2 separate regions of the Homo sapiens genome follow, and region 2 is linked to region 1. Evidence: chromatin contacts called from ENCODE Hi-C or POLR2A ChIA-PET data. All regions are on one chromosome and are shown on one strand. Each heading gives the region's core, a stretch centred on a gene start or an enhancer-like site at or near the end of the contact. The rest is flanking DNA. Distances are from core to core; before and after follow the strand shown. Region 1 has its middle 35 kb from the start of LINC01358. Region 2 overlaps JUN-DT (JUN divergent transcript).

Region 1 (7,635 bases), core at 257-2,756:
CACATGGTGACCCTGAATTCTTATACATTGGCTCACCTAGAGAATTTTCTTTAGGATAACAGATTCTCTTTATTAAAATATATCTGTCCTATATTCAAAAGTCTGTAGCCAAGGGGGATTGTATGAGAATGGAGAGTCTACATCTACTCCTGCTGTGCTGTGCTGTGCCCCATTTAAAGGGGACAGTTCTCCTAGCCCTCCTGCTGTGCTAGTCAAAGGCCAAGGGCAGCTTTCCCTGTAACTGCTAGAACCACAACTCTGCATGTGAAGTCTTTTGGCTTTTTCTTCTGCTTTTCCAGAGGTTCTGCCCCTCCTGGGTTGGGATGCTCTATGGTAGTAGGATGCAGCTCCCCATCTTTGGAAACAGCAGCCACTGTAGTTTATTTTGCCATCTTGGAGAATCCCTGCCAGATACGGGCCATTCCACCTTTTCAACCTTAGCACCAGTCTTGGCCTACCCTTCTCCTTCTGGAATAATGGATCTCTCTTTAAGCAGAGTAATAAGGGAGAGGATATGTAAGCATTGTTCAGACCGTCAGAAAGACAAGAGTGTCCTCCTTCTCTTGGAGAGTTTGAAAAGGACATTCTTGCCATGGAATATAAGCAAGCAGACCAAAAACTAAACATATAAGCCAACGGCACAAAAACACCATTCCTTTTTTAAAAAAAAATTTATTTTAAGTCCCGGGACACATGTGCAGGACATGCAGGTTTGTTACATAGGTAAACATGTGTCATGGTGGTTTGCTGCACCTATCAACCCATCACCTAGACATTAAGCCCCGCATGCATTAGCTATTTATCCTGATGCTCTTCTTCCTCCAAACCCCTGACAGGCCCCAATGTGTGTTGTTCCGCTCCCTGTGTTCATGTGTTTTCATTGTTCAGCTCTCATTCATGAGTGAGAACACGTGGACACCATTCCTTTTTAAAAAATCACCTGTCTTGGTATCAATCTTACTGGGAGCTTAAAGACACCACTTTACAAAGACATTGAGAGGTTTGTGTTAGGGTCATCGTTTTACCTGTGAGTTTAGCAGAGGATGCTGAGGCTAGAAAGAAAACACCCAAGGAGAAGGGCACACAGCTGGAGGGGAGTGTGCTGCTGCTCTGCCCAGATGCGTCTGACTCCACTACCCAGGAGTTTCCTTTCCCCACACTGGGAAGCATTGTTCGTAGATGAACAGCCTTCCTGGAAGAGGTGACACTTGAGCTAAGTCTTAAAGAACAGAAGGCTTTCTGCTGGGTAACAGTGGTGGGAAGGCCATGATTGAAAAGGGTTAAAAAGTGTAGATGCTTTTGTAAACACAGCCAGGCAACAGGGTCAAGCAACAGGGGTGAGGCCAGTGGTGAAACAGCAGACGTGGTGGATGTGGTTGTTTTTAGTCTCTTGGATGAAGTTCAAAGCAAAAGTCCCTGATATCCCCTGGAGAGAGAACATCCAGGTTGTGTTCCTGCCCAGAGCCGAGTAAACAGGATTATTGGAACCTGCTGTGGCCTCAGCTGGACACACTGGCTGCAGCCTGGCTGGCGCAGAGGGAGAGAGTGACAGGAAAATGGCTGAGATTAGGAACCGCCCTTGCCTCTGGACTTGGGTCTCTGAGGAAATGCCTCTGTTGGGATAACCTGTCTTGGGCACTTGGAATCTGTATTTCAGGTCAGAAAATATGCATAGCCTTTGACCCACCAATTCCACTTCTAGGAATACAAGAAGGAGAAATAGTTGCTGATGTGTGAAAAGATATATGTACAAGGATGTTCAACGTAGTATTGTTGATAATAAAAAAAAATTGGAAGCAACTTAAATATCTCAGGAAACTTATAGTACATCTATATGACAGAAAAATTTTAGCCCTTAATAATCATGTGGTAAAAGACTATTCGTTGATATGAAATATTTAGAATATTTTGCCAAGTTAAAAAAAGGTTATAAGACAGTATGCACCACCTGCTCTCAATTATGTAACTATTTATCATGATGACATTTACTGAACACTTGCCATGTGCCAGCCGTGGCTCTAAGCAGTTTAAACATATTTGATTGTGCAACAAGTTTATGAAGAAGATTTCTTATTATCTCTATTTTACACATAAGGAGACTGAGACACAGAGTGTTTAAGTAATTTGTCTAAAATCACAGCAGTAAGTGGCAAAACCTGCACGTGAACAAAGCATTCTAGCTCCAGAGCCCAAATGCAAACAACTAAGTTGCCATACTCTCTTCCTATGTGTGTCCACGTTTCTGTGGTTTCTTTGATTTTCTTTCTCTTTCTTGGAGACTTTACACCCAAACGTTAGCTGTGTGTTAAGTAATCCCCTTGTAGGGCAAGAGCAGATAAATATTTTCATGATGGAAGTGAATGTTGCAGCCAGTATAGGCTCCAAAGGACATTTACACCTTGACTACAGAGAACACACTGCATGCCACTTAAGATCTTGTACAGGACAGACACAAGCAGTTCCCCAATTCACTTATTCAGCAAAATAATGATTAAGTGCCAGTTCTGCACAGGCTCTGTTCTAGGCTCTGAAGATTCAGCAGTAAGGCAAGGGACACAAGGCCAATTCTCCAATAAGACTTCCATCCTCATGGGGGAAGCAGGGAGGTAACCAGTAAATAAAGAGCCAAGAAAAATATTAGCTGGAGTTCAGTGTTCTGTAGAGTACTACAATTGGAATGGTGCCATAGGGTGGGATCATGGGCTTAGGAAGATGACCTTTAAGAGGAGACATTTGAGCTAAAACTTGAATGACCAGCAGTAGAGACACACACATACACACACACACACACACACACACACACACACGGGGTGGCAGGGAAGCAAATCCAGCAAAATGTTGACATTTGGGAAATCTGGATGAAGGGTACAACACAATTTTTTATATAAGTGTTGTAACATTTCCATAAGTCAAATAATTTTGGAATACAAAGTTAAAATATGTCAAAATAAATATATTACAAATACAAACAATCACTCTACATCTAAGGAAATAGAGTTGGTAGAGCTTGCTGGTGAATGCCATGTGGTGGGTGAAGAAATCAAGAGGAAGTAGATGATGCTGGCGCCTTTGACTAAAGTAGGGTGAGGCTGAGGTATGAGGTATGGGGAGAAAAAGCAAACATCCTTTTCTTTGACCCAATAGTCAGTTTGCAAACTACCATACACTTATCTTCTCAGTGGGTCTTCTCCTTTTTTTTAGAGATGGAGTCTTGCTCTGTTGCCCAGGCTGGAGTGCAATCTCGGCTCACTGCAACCTCCGTCTCCCGGGTTCACGTCTTCTCCTGCCTCAGCCTCCAGAGTAGCTGGGACTATGCCCGGCTAATTTTTTGTATTTTTAGTAGAGATGGGGTTTCACCGTGTTAGCCAGGATGGTCTCGATCTCCTGACCTCGAGATCCTCCCACCTCGCCCTCCCAAAGTGCTGGGATTACAGGCGTGAGCCACTGCGCCTGGCCAGTGGGTCTTCTCTTACCCTCCTTTGAATCAGGTAGGATTTTTTACTGATGAAGAAACTGAGACCAAGAGTGGGGAAATGATTGTATGTGGTGTCATGGTGACTGAGTAGCAGAGTTAGGTGCCAAAGTCAGATCTTCTGAATCCATGAAACTAACAATCCCCAAGGCTAAGTGACAGGAGATACATCATGTATATTTTCCGCTGCTCTAAAGTAGAATAAATGTTGAATAGGCTGGGCAATAATTGGCCCGTGGAAGACGCAGGTAACTCAATCTGACTATGTTGTAGAGGGTTGGTTGTAACACTCTCTTTCTTAGAAACTATCAAGGATTCCCAGTAACCCATGAACCATTTTAGTTCCCAAGAGATAGTACAATGCTGTAGACTGCAACTTGACTTACTGTGATGCTAAGTTATTATTCCATTTTTATTATTTTATAATTATTATTAAAAATAGAGGTAAACCACCTACTCCTCTCAAAAGGTAGTTAGGAGAATCAGCATCCAAAGGAAATACTGCAAATGAAAGGGTTTGTGGTCTTCAACACTCGGTTAGACGAGCTCCTGTTGGGGTCTTAGGGTCATGTTCATTATCTCTGAGTACATTGCAAGTGCTTCAGGTTGCCTTTGGAGGTCACTCCTGTGACTGGCTCAGCTTCTGCCAATTTGGAGACCAATTTAAAATTCCAAGACATCAACAAAACAAACCCAGGATCTTAGAGAAAGGGAGTATCAACTAACACTAAAGTAGTACCTGCTAAGTGCAATTTAGTGACATTTATCACTAAGTAGCACCATTTGACCCCCCACTCCAACAGCCTCTTGAGGGAGCCCCATTAACTCAGTTTTAAAAGAGGAGGAAACTAAGACTTGAAGTATTAAGCAATGTGGTCCCATGCTAGCAGTGAGCCTACAATGTCTAAGCCAGAGCTTGCACCCCTTTCATGGCACTACATGGCCAAATAGGCCCTTTCTGGTCCCAGAGATGAAGGTTAACCAATGTGCAAAAATAAGTTGCCTTGGAATCCACCCTGCTTACAGGTCCTCATTACCCTAAATCAATGATCTGCACGATTTCATTGGGATGGTATGTGTGCTTGATTTATATTGGCACAGATCAAGCCATAAATTGTGCCTATGGACCCATCAAAGTCTTTTCTCACATTGAAGATGTTTATAGAAACAGGAAACATGGCCTTTGCATGAACATACTGGTCCTCTCTATGTCAACGTCATCATAAATAGACGTATCCAGGATCTCTGCCTGGACTGTTTTCCATAGATACTCAGCAAACCCATGAGCTAGGTCGTTATTACCAAGGAGGAACAAAGAGACCCTCCCTTGTTCCTAGAACTTATCCTGACAAGAGGCCCTCTTGAGTGAAGACCAGAAAAAATGCCATGGCCCACATTCCACCCCTCTCTGTTGTTAGCAGCAGTGCCTGGTCCTTTAAGATGTCCCCCCATTCTTACAGCTTTGAACTTCAGGCTCCTAACCTGGGAATCCAGAGTTGTAGAGCTATTCTTTGCTTCTTGTAAAATGAATCTACTCTGTGGACTCAAAACACCTTCAGTCTTACTGTTCTTCCCAGTTTGCAAAGCTGTCCCACCCTTTATCACAATGGACTCTGGCAAGACTCTATAAGGGGGGCTGTTGTCAGTATCTCATTTTGCAGATGAAAAGAATGAGGCAGAGAGAGAGACAGAAGGGTCTATTACTCGACTTTGAATTTCTCACACAGCTGGCATTAAATTCCTCTTCTCAAGAAACTTACAAGTAGTTGTAGATTATTATCACCAGAGCTGTCAATATCTGTATCTGCAAGAAACTGCCAGAAAACAGCCAGTATACCTGTAAAGGGTTCAAGCTAAATAGAATTTATAAAGACACTATTACAGAGATATAGGCAGAGTTAGGGACTGGCACCCAGGAACTCACAATAGCAGGGAGCCGTTAGCACCTGCGATGGGCTGAATCATGTTCCTCCGAGACTCACAAGTTGAAGCCCTATCCCCCAGTACCTGATAATGTGACTGTATTTGGAGATAAGGTCTCCATATGATAATTAAATTAAAATGAGGTCATTAATGTGGGCCCTAATTCAGTATGACTGGTGTTCTTATAAGAAGAAGAAATGTGGACACAGATATGTAGAGAGGAAAGACTATGTGAGGACACAGAGAGAAGATAGAGGCCTCAGAAGAAACCAATCCTGTCAACATCTTGAGCTCAGATTTCCAGCCTCCAGGGCTGTGAGAAAATAAATTTCTATTGTTTATGCACCCAGCCTGTGATATTTTGTTATGGCAGCCCTAGTAAACGAACACATTCCCTTCTAATCTTGAAAGTCAGAGAGAGGAATTAATGGCTCACCCCTCTCCTCCCAGCCTCTGATCTCCTGCTAAGGCTTCCCATGGGCTGAACCCAACTGAAAACCAGATAAGGGTACAATTAGGATAGGATCACAGCAAGAGCTCTGGATAAGGGCTAAGCAGATTCTTTCATTCATTCAACAAATATTCATCAAATACCTGGTGCAATTGTACCAGGAGCTATTCTGGATGCTGTGGATATAAAGATAAATAAGATAGAGTCCCTTGTCTTCAATGGTCACAGTGTGACATAGAAGGAAGATTCTGCTATGTGTTCTACTATGTAAGTGCCCCACTGTACAATGTAGATTACATGCTGATAATTGCTGTTTGAGCATGATGCTATGACTGCAAAGAGGAGGGGTTACTCACTCAGTCAGGGTGGCAGGAAGACGGCCACAGAGGAAGTACACTCTAGTTGCCCCTTGAAGGATGTGCTAGATTTTACGGAGAGATGGAGGGGAAGGTCATGCTGGGTGGAAGGACATGCAAAGACCCAGGGATGTGTAAAGTGAGGAATCCCTTTGGAAAGAGAGGCTGAAAGATAGACGTAAACCCTATGTAGTTAAAATCACTTCCTAACTGTGCCACCTCACAATGCTATGCTGTCTGTGTTTGGGGCACTAATTTATACCTGTTGGCCACATGGTTCAGTGGCAAGAACAGGGTTCTAGAGCCTTGGGCTCAAAGTCCATTGCCAGCAACTGTTCACCATGTGTGGCTTAGGCAAGACACTCAACCTTTCTGAGCCTTTGTTTTCTCTCTGGTCAATTAATCAGCCAGCATTATTGTGTGTCTTCTCTGTTCCAAGCCTCAAAGCTATAGAGATGCTTGGTGCTGCCCTTGGGAACCTATAGTGGCGGAGGAGGCAGACTCTACACTGAGCCCCTCTGTGCATATGGAGTGGCTTCCAGGGCTGGGCTCAAAGTGCTCTGGGAACACACAGGTTAACGCACTTCCTCCATACTTCCCAGGGATTTGGAGGGAGTTTGGAGAAATAACAAAACAGGAAATGCTTGTAAGCTGCTTCTATTATTGGGTGGCAGTCATGGTTGCTGACATTTAGGTGAGGGTTGTTTCGTTTAGGCATTCTCATTGCACTCCTTCATCATCCCTGCCTTTGCACCTTGGCTCACACTATGTCCACTTTATACTTCTCTGACTGTGTAAATCCTATCCATCTTCATGGTCAAGGTCCAGACCCAACTTCTCCAGGAATCTTGTCCAGAGCATCGCAGGCCATAGAAATAACACCCTCCTCTTAACTCTGCTACATTTGCAGGCTCATTAGGCATTTATGCATTAGTAAAAGACAGTTTTGTGCCATTCCAAGAGTGGTCTAAAAACTATCTGGATCAGAGAATTCTGGAGCTGGATGAGACCTTAAAAGGCCATCATCAAGCCTCTAGTCTTATTCCAAGCTAGTACACATGGCAACTAGAGTGAGCATCCTATAATACAGATTGGAGCATATGTCTCTCCTACTTTAAACAAGGTGACTCTGCAATTGATTGCCCAAATGGGGATACTTTCGAGGGTGAAAGGCAATGCTGTTATTATAATGCTTGGACAACAGTCCTAAACTAGGATGACACCAAGGGCTAAACTAGGATAACACTAAAATTTGGGCACATAGTCCCTGTGTGACCTGCTGACCTCTCCTGTACTCCAGCCAACCTACAGTTTCCCAGCATCTGATGGACAACTACTAGTTAACCAAATGTTCCTTGCTTGTTCTGGCCACTGTGCCTGGGACATGCTGTTCCCTTTGCCTGAAATGCCATCCTCCTCACTCCATCCATTTC
Region 2 (7,635 bases), core at 3,843-6,342, 160 kb before region 1:
CAGAGGAAGTTCCCCAGACAGTTCAGCCTCAACCAGTCATCTGGGGTTTCAGGGAGGGCAGGTGAAGGTCATAATATCCCCCTATTTCAGGAGGCCACCCCTCCCCAGGATCCTGATCTTGAAATGTACCAGACATGGACCATTGCGTTAATTTGTCTGGGTCGGCTTCCTCATCTGTAAAATGGGTATAAGGTTACCTGTGCTGTCAGCCACATGGGGTTGTTGTAAGAAACAGAAAAGTGTGAACCACCACAAAATAATATAAGACTACATTAATTAATGGCTACCCTGGGCTGGGCCTTGTTCTGTGAAGTAGATATTATCAATTATCCCTATTATACAGATAGCAAAACCAAGGGTCAGAGAGATTATGTGAATCACCCACAGGCACAGAATAAGTGGCTGTAGCTGGAGCGCTGGCATTTTAACCACAACACTGTGACACCATGACTTGTTCTCCTTTGAAAACCACCTCCTGCTCCCTGAGCTCTTAGCTTGATGCAGTACTCCAGAAATGAGTGTAGAAAGATGGAAGAAGGAAGGAAAGGGGCAGTGTTTGAAGTCTGAGAGTCTTTCCAGATGCCTCCCTACTCCTCACCCCACCAACTCAGGGTCTTCTTCCAGATGCACTCTGGGAAATGGCTCATGGCATCCTCTTAAAATGACCTGTTACCTGACTCCTCATTAGATGGGGACACGTGGGGGAAGGGACTGTTTGGTTTGCGTTGGTATCCCCAGGGTCTAGTACAATGGCTGGCACTCAGTAAATGTTTGTGAATAAATTCCTCCTGTCATTGTCTGAATTTTCTGCCCATGCTGTCCTCTTGGCCAAGAGATCTAAAAGCAAACGAGCTGGGGCTTCTGGAAAGTCTTCCAAGGTCAGTGGATGCATGTGTGATGGAGGCCCAGCAAGAGGTCAGTGTGTTGCCCTGGGGCAAGCCTGCAGGATGGACCCAGAGGGCTGGGGTGGCCGGCTTCATCCAGCTCATTTTTCCCAAGGGATCTGGCGCTCACAGGCTGCACATAGAGCCCACGTGTTGTGTTGCGTGAGGACCCCTAAGGATTTGTTGAGTGGTCCTAGGTGCTCAAGTCACTGTACCTGCAGGGTGGCTTGAGCTGGGCCCACCTGACTGATTGGCTGGTCAATAGGTGGCCTGAGAACCAAAACTAGCCTCCAGCACATTGAGCAACCGGCTTCCTTCCTGCCCCGGGTCAGGAGCTGGGCCAGGGAAAGTGAAGAAACCTGTTTGGGGCCTCGGCAGGGTGGGCGTGGGTGGGGCCCTGCCGGGAAAAGAGGCGCCTAGACCAGTTAGTTTCCTTTGCTCCAGGACCGGATGCGGAGCCGGGACTCAGGTGGAGGCAGGAGAAATACGCACCCTGGGTGCACCTGTAAGTCCTCCAGGACTACATTGGTTTTGGCTATGACATGACCAGGGGCTCTGGGTCGGTGGTCACCGGGCGTGGGGCTTCTGGCTGCTAAATCAGGAGAGTGAGCGGGCCGGGCGGCGGCGAATGAGTTGACGGGTGGAGCTGGAAGAGGCTTTGGCGATCCAGCGGGCAAGCGAAGGACACCGCGGGAAGGGGTGGTACCCGGAAACGCAGCTGGGCAGTCGCGCCGCTCCCCTGTCCTCGCCAGCGCGCTTTCTCTTCCTGGCCCCTGCGCCTCCTCCGGGCCCCGCGGTGGCGTGAAAGGCGCTCAGGACAGACTTGTATTTGAATCCAAGCTGTTCCACCCACACGCTTTTGTTCTTGGGCGAGTGACTTCTATCTGACCCAGAGTTTTCCCAGACGAAAGTGGGAAGACGGTGCCTACCCCAAAGCGTCGTGGGAATGAAAGTCAATGAAGTGACATAGGAAAGGTGCCTAGCACATGGCAGGTGCTGAGCAAAGCGGGGTTCCCTTTCCCTTTGTTTAGCCCCAAGATCTCACTCCTAGCCCTGAAGTCGCGCCCCAAAGGCAGCCCCAGGACGGCGGGGTCTGGGAGGCAGGAGGCCTGGCCTGGCAATAACTCATTTGAATCATTTGATCCTCAAATGGGATGGGGGCGAGTGGGCGGATTCTGAGGCTGCCTTTGGAATGCGTTTCTGTGATCCTAGGAGGGAATTTCAATGCATTCTTCCATTCACGTATTTATTTATTCACAGATTCCTATCAGGCGAAGGCCGCCTTTCCTGGCCTCCCCCACAGGCCCGCCAGCGATTCGTCCTTACAAGGCTAGCCTCCACGGGCTGCCCTCTGTGTAAATAAAGCCACAGACTTCCGCCCACAGGTCGCCGCAGGTCCCGCCCGCAGCGCCGGGCCGCGGGGGAGGCGGGAACTGGTGCTACGGCCGCTACGCAGGCCTCGGGAGGCTCGGAGCCCGCCACGCCCCAGCCCTCTCGCAGGGCCGGGGAGCCACGGGGCCAAAAGGAGGAGCAGGTGGAAGAAATCCAGGCTCAGACCGTCGGAGTCCCCACCCATGAGCACCCTTCTCCACTGATCACTCAGAACATGGTAGGCCCTAGAGAGACAGCAGCCCGAATCTTCCCAGAAACCCTGCAGGAGATTCCTTCTTCCCATTTTATAGAAGGGAGGCTGAGGCTCGGCACGTTGAAATGGCTTGACCAAGGTCCCACAGGCAAAAAAATGGTACAGCAAGATATTGTAACCCAATATCTGGCTGCAAAACCCAGTCTCTCCCCAACCCACCTATCGTCACCGAGATTGTAAAACTTCTAACCGGGAAGAATCAAATACATGCACAACGGGTTACAGGTTAACAGACAGATGGGAGCGGAAAGGGACATTCCAGCGCTTCCCTGGGCGTGTCGCACAGGGCAACTCCAACCACAGGCGAATTTTCCTGGGTGACAGTTAAACTCCTTTTTGCATGAAAAAATACAGATTCTTATTAAAACAATAATCGATTAGACTATAAAACTCTCAAAGTTATTTCGGATCAAAATTATTTTCGGCTGTTTCCACACCTTTTTTTCTCGATTGTGCAGAAATTCTTCACACCGTCTGCACAGATGGGCAAACTGAGACCCGGACGAGTCCCATTGAGAGAGAGAGGCAGAGCCGGGGTTGGGAGAAGACTGAGATTTCTGGGATCCGGCTTGGGGTGTTTCCGCTGGGTGGGGGCGCCGGTTTGCGAAGAGCTTTCCTCGGACAGCTACTGCTGATTTTTGTCGCTCAGCCAGCCAAGTGGGGGCGATTCTGAGTAATCGCAGGCAATCAGCGCGGCTGGGGTTAAAAGCGAAAGGGACTCGCGGGCGAACGGCCGGGGAGGGCGGCGGGCACAGAGCCCAGACGCCGGCAAAGGCGGGGCGCCGCCGGGGTTCCCTCGGTGCGAGCGCGCGCGGCACTTCCTGCTTTTGCTCCTCCCTGCGGTCCTGCCGGCCGTTGTAAACTGGCGCTGCGGGCCACACCCGTGTTCCAGGCCCGCTAACCCACCGGCGGCCCCAGAGCCCCAGGCGGCCCCAGAGACCCAGCCTCAATCCTCAGTCCTCGTACAGTCCTCAGGTCCAAGTTCTGGCCATAGGAACGCCAGCCAGATCTGCAGCTCAGCTAGCTGAATTTCAGGTTCCAGAGACCTGGCCCTTTTCTTCCATGTAGGGGACAGTCAGGTTCTCTGGCCTGGGTTTTCTAAAAGTACCCAGAGTTGAACTACCTTCCACTCAGCAATCCCATTACTGGGTCTGTACCGAAAGAAAAATAAGTGGTTCTTCCAGAAAGACACATGAATCCCTATGTTCATCGAAGTGCTATTCACAATAGCAAAAACTTGGAATCAACCCAGGTGCTTGTCAATGGTGGATTGGATAAAGAAAATATGGCTCATACACACCACGGAACACTATGCAGTCATAAAAAGAATGAAATCGTGTCCTTTGCAGCAACATGGATGCAGGTGGAGGCCATTATCCTAAGTGAACTAATCAGGAAAAGAAAATCAAATACCACATATCCTCACTTATAAGCAGGAGCTAAACAATGGGTACACATGGACATAAAGGTGGACATGATAGACACTGAGGACTACTAGAGTTAGTGGGAGAGGGAGCAGAGCAAGGGCTGGAAAATTACCTCTTGGGTGCTATGCTCACTATCTGAGTGACAAGCTCAATTATACTAAAAACCTCAGCATTAGGCAATATACCTTTGTAACAAACCTGCACATGTACCCCCAATTATAAAATAAAAGTTGGGACGGGTGCAGTGGCTCACTCTTTTAATTCCAGCACTTTGGGAGACAGAAGGGGGAGGATGGCTTGAGGCCAGGAGTTTGAGACCCACCTGGGCAACAAAGTGAGACCTCATCTCTACAAAAAATTTAAAAATTAGCTAGGCATGGTGGCGTGCACCTGTGGTCCCAGCTACATAGGAGGCTGAGACAGAAGGATTGCTTGAGCCTAGGAAGTCGAGGCTGCAGTGAGCCATGTTCCTGCTACTGCACTCCAGCCTAGGCACTGGGCTGGACACCGTTTCAAAATAAAGTAAAATAAAAGTTGAAAAAAATATATAAAACAAACAAAACAACCCACACTTGACATTTGCTGACTATATGGCCTTGGGAAAATTACTTAACCTCAGTCTCAGTTTCTGCATCTGTAAAATGTGAGTTACTGACACTTACCTCATATAATTGTTGTGAGAAGTAAATATGTGCCTATCTGTAAAGGCCTAGAACATTTGAAAAAAAACTAATTAAATGCTATGTTTTGTTATTAGTGTTAGTTAGGCCTAGGTAGGAATCTTGTTTAGGCCACTTAAGAACTGGATGACCAGGCAGGTGTACTTTCTTCAGTTTCCCCACCTGGAAAAAGGAGTTTATTACACTTTATGTCACAGGGTGATGGTGAGGTCCCCATTATCCAGCAATTCCACAAGTGATGATGTTTGCAACTCTTACTGTTTGCCAGCACTGTCTTAAGCATTTGACCCTTATTAACTCATTTAATTCTACAATTACAGTATGAGAGAGGTATTAAGAGCATCCCATTTCACAAATAGGAAATTGAGGAACGAAGAAGTTAAATGACTTACCCAAAGTCACACAGCTACTAAGTAGGACTTGAATCTACAAAGTTTGGCTCCTTATTCCATATTCTTAATTCCTGCAGGATGTATCAGACACAATGCTAGGCAATGGGCATGCAGCCAGGAATGATACCACACACAGCTGCCTCCTCAACAAAGGCAAGGGGTTCCTTTCTGAGCTTATTGGCATTCCTTATATATGATTAAGCATTGCATGCATATGCTATATTTTATATAATAAGGTGGCTTGCACACCGTAGATATTCAAGATTGTTGGTTTCCCTCACTGTAATTTTTGGGGGTCCAGTTCCAAGTGCTTACATGGAATGTGGAGGGAGGTTAGGTTTTAAGTGATAGAGAAGTTGGTGTCTAATAGATGCTCCACATACCTAAGTTCCCTCGTCTGTGTACTTAGTGATCTTCCAGCTAAAGAGAATAAAACAGCACAGGCTTAAGGTTTAGACCTTTTAACAATAATAATAATTACTTCTGCCTTTGCAGAGTAATTCTGTTTCTGTAGAATTATGTCTGCACTGTGGGGTTCCCAGAATTGAGGGTAAATTTACTGTATTTATCACTTAATCATTTCCAAAACAGCTTATGACTATGGCATCTTTAGTCAAAGGCCCAGAATTCTCCTCCTACCCTCTGTCTTTGGAGTCCCCGTGGTAATTTTTGCTGTAAATGGCTAAAGCTATTAAATATAGTGTACATCTTCCTGCCATGGAAATATAAGCTGTCATTACATTCATTGCTTAAATGTTGTGATTATTTCAAACTTGGCTTTTGTATTTGAAGCCTTGAGTTAAATGTGGAAAGTAAGGGAGAAAACGGATAATGGTTAGAAATAAAAACGTGCAGTGGATAGGTTTCCAAAGTAATAAAAAGCCACTTTAAATTTCAAAAGATTTTAAACCTGTGTAGTTCCAGACAGAATACCCTAAATTCCCATCAAACATTGTGTCTCTATTCTGAGGGTCAGAACCGCCTTGAGGCAATTCAATGAACTCAACTGACAACAAAGAATTAAATCATTAATTTCTGCTTGTAAAAGAGATAGCCTGTGGACAACACTCAGCAGATGGTAGGTATTCACAAGGAAACTATTATGATTAGAGACAGGGATATGGAGAGAACAAAGACAGTATACTCAGCTGACATTTATTGAGCACCTACTATGTGACAGTTGCTTTCAAATCCATTATTTCAAATAAACCTCAAAATAAGGCTATGAGGAAAAGATCATATTATAGAAGAGGAAACTGACACTCCAAGACGCTTGTTAACTTGCCGAGAAAGTGAGTGGCAAAGTCTGAGTTGGAAGAAGTTGGGTCTGACTTCAAGTTCAGTATCTGATTCGCTGCACCTCTCTGCTTTTTCCCTGTATGCCCAAATGTCAGTCATTTTAGAGCTGGAGGTGAGGATCAGAGGGGACTTTAAGATCGCCTCACCCAGAGTTTCTCTGCCTCTTTTATAATCCAAGTCACCCTAGATAAACACAAAAACCTTACATCCTCTTTTAATGAGTTTCAAATTCAAAATAAGCAAAATATCATGATTCAAAACAAATCAAAGCAAGGGGACATTTTCAGTATTTTGTTTTGAAACAAAACAAGTCTTTCCAGCACTTTTGTTTCCAGCTCCGTGCCTCCACCAACCTCACTGGAGAGCTGGTGATCCTTTGCCCCCCTCCTCCTAGTCATTGACTTCCAAGGAAGTTGAGCTCAGAGCGGACTGACTGACTAGCTTGTGACATGGTCAGCTCTTGAACTCAGGTCTGCCTGACTCCAGTGTGGTATCTTTTCTGTAAACACCCTGCTTACTTCATAGCCTGGTCTCTTACTGAACCCCAGCTCACAGTCCACACTTCGGACTGACTTTATCACCTCTAGTTTCCAGAATGTGTCCTCCTCCTTCCTGGCCGTTGCTCAGGCTTTTCCTCTCCGTGGAACACCCTCACTACCGCTCCTCCCCGCTTGTCTGGGGAGCCCCTGTTCCCCAAGCTTCAGCTGAAATGCAGCTTACTTTAGGAGCTTTTCTGGACTCCTGCCTATATCCAAATGAAGGGGACTGATTCCTTTTGTACACGTGCCCATGTACCCATGTAGAATTATCTTTTGGCATTTGCTAACACTTTAATATTCTTTACACGTCTCTTCCTTTTTTTTCTTCCTTTTTTTTTTTTAATTTGAGACAGAGTTTCACTCTTGTCACCCAGGCTGGAGTGCAGTGGCATGATCTTGGCTCACTGCAACCTCTGCCTCCCCGATTCTAGCGATTCTCCTGCCTCACCCTCCTAAGTAGCTGGGATTACAGGCATGCGCCACCATGCCCAGCTAATTTTGTATTTTTAGTAGAGAAGGGGTTTCACCATGTTGGCCAGGCTGGTCTCGAACTCCCGACCTCAGATGATCCACCTGCTTTGGCCTCCCAAAATGCTGGAATTACAGGTGTGAGCCACTGCGCCCAACCTAAGTCTCTTTTTCTTAATCGCCTATGACCTCCTTGGATATCTCACTCTACTACTACCAAAATGATGGTGGTTGGGGTGGATCCATATCTTTGTATTCTTTCAAGAGTGCCTGGCATTTAGCAAGCACTCAGTAAATGTTT

The links. A loop is a pair of places that touch in the nucleus more often than their neighbours do. ChIA-PET counts read pairs that join two places held with the same protein, here RNA polymerase II (POLR2A). Pooled maps may share reads with other maps.
Region 2: a map of Right ventricle myocardium inferior shows a loop between it and region 1 (5-fold over the local background). The contact joins two enhancer-like sites. A Hi-C loop is called at or near these places in 3 of 168 maps with a recorded cell type or tissue (Right ventricle myocardium inferior, heart right ventricle and right cardiac atrium) and 7 of 50 pooled maps. POLR2A ChIA-PET finds 5 or more read pairs at or near these places in 4 of 52 experiments (AG04450, B cell, activated B cell and 1 more).

What each region holds. Positions count from the first base shown.
Region 1 is chr1:58,981,350-58,988,984 of GRCh38, forward strand. No RefSeq gene overlaps it. Among named protein-coding and RNA genes, the nearest start is that of LINC01358, 35 kb to the right of the region's middle. RefSeq lists enhancers at 1-464, 999-1,499, 1,500-2,000. Within about 2 kb of position 1,507, at least 9 of the 41 ENCODE cell types and tissues checked have a DNase peak (open chromatin) inside an H3K27ac peak, as active enhancers do.
Region 2 is chr1:58,813,124-58,820,758 of GRCh38, forward strand. All of the region lies in intron 1 of JUN-DT (JUN divergent transcript), which reads left to right. It overlaps LOC101926907 (a long non-coding RNA gene), which reads left to right and starts at 1,317. Exons shown (of 2, transcript XR_246327.5): 1 at 1,317-1,389; 2 at 2,145-2,919. RefSeq lists enhancers at 805-1,801, 1,802-2,797 and silencers at 2,239-2,438, 3,251-3,400. Within about 2 kb of position 5,093, at least 3 of the 41 ENCODE cell types and tissues checked have a DNase peak (open chromatin) inside an H3K27ac peak, as active enhancers do.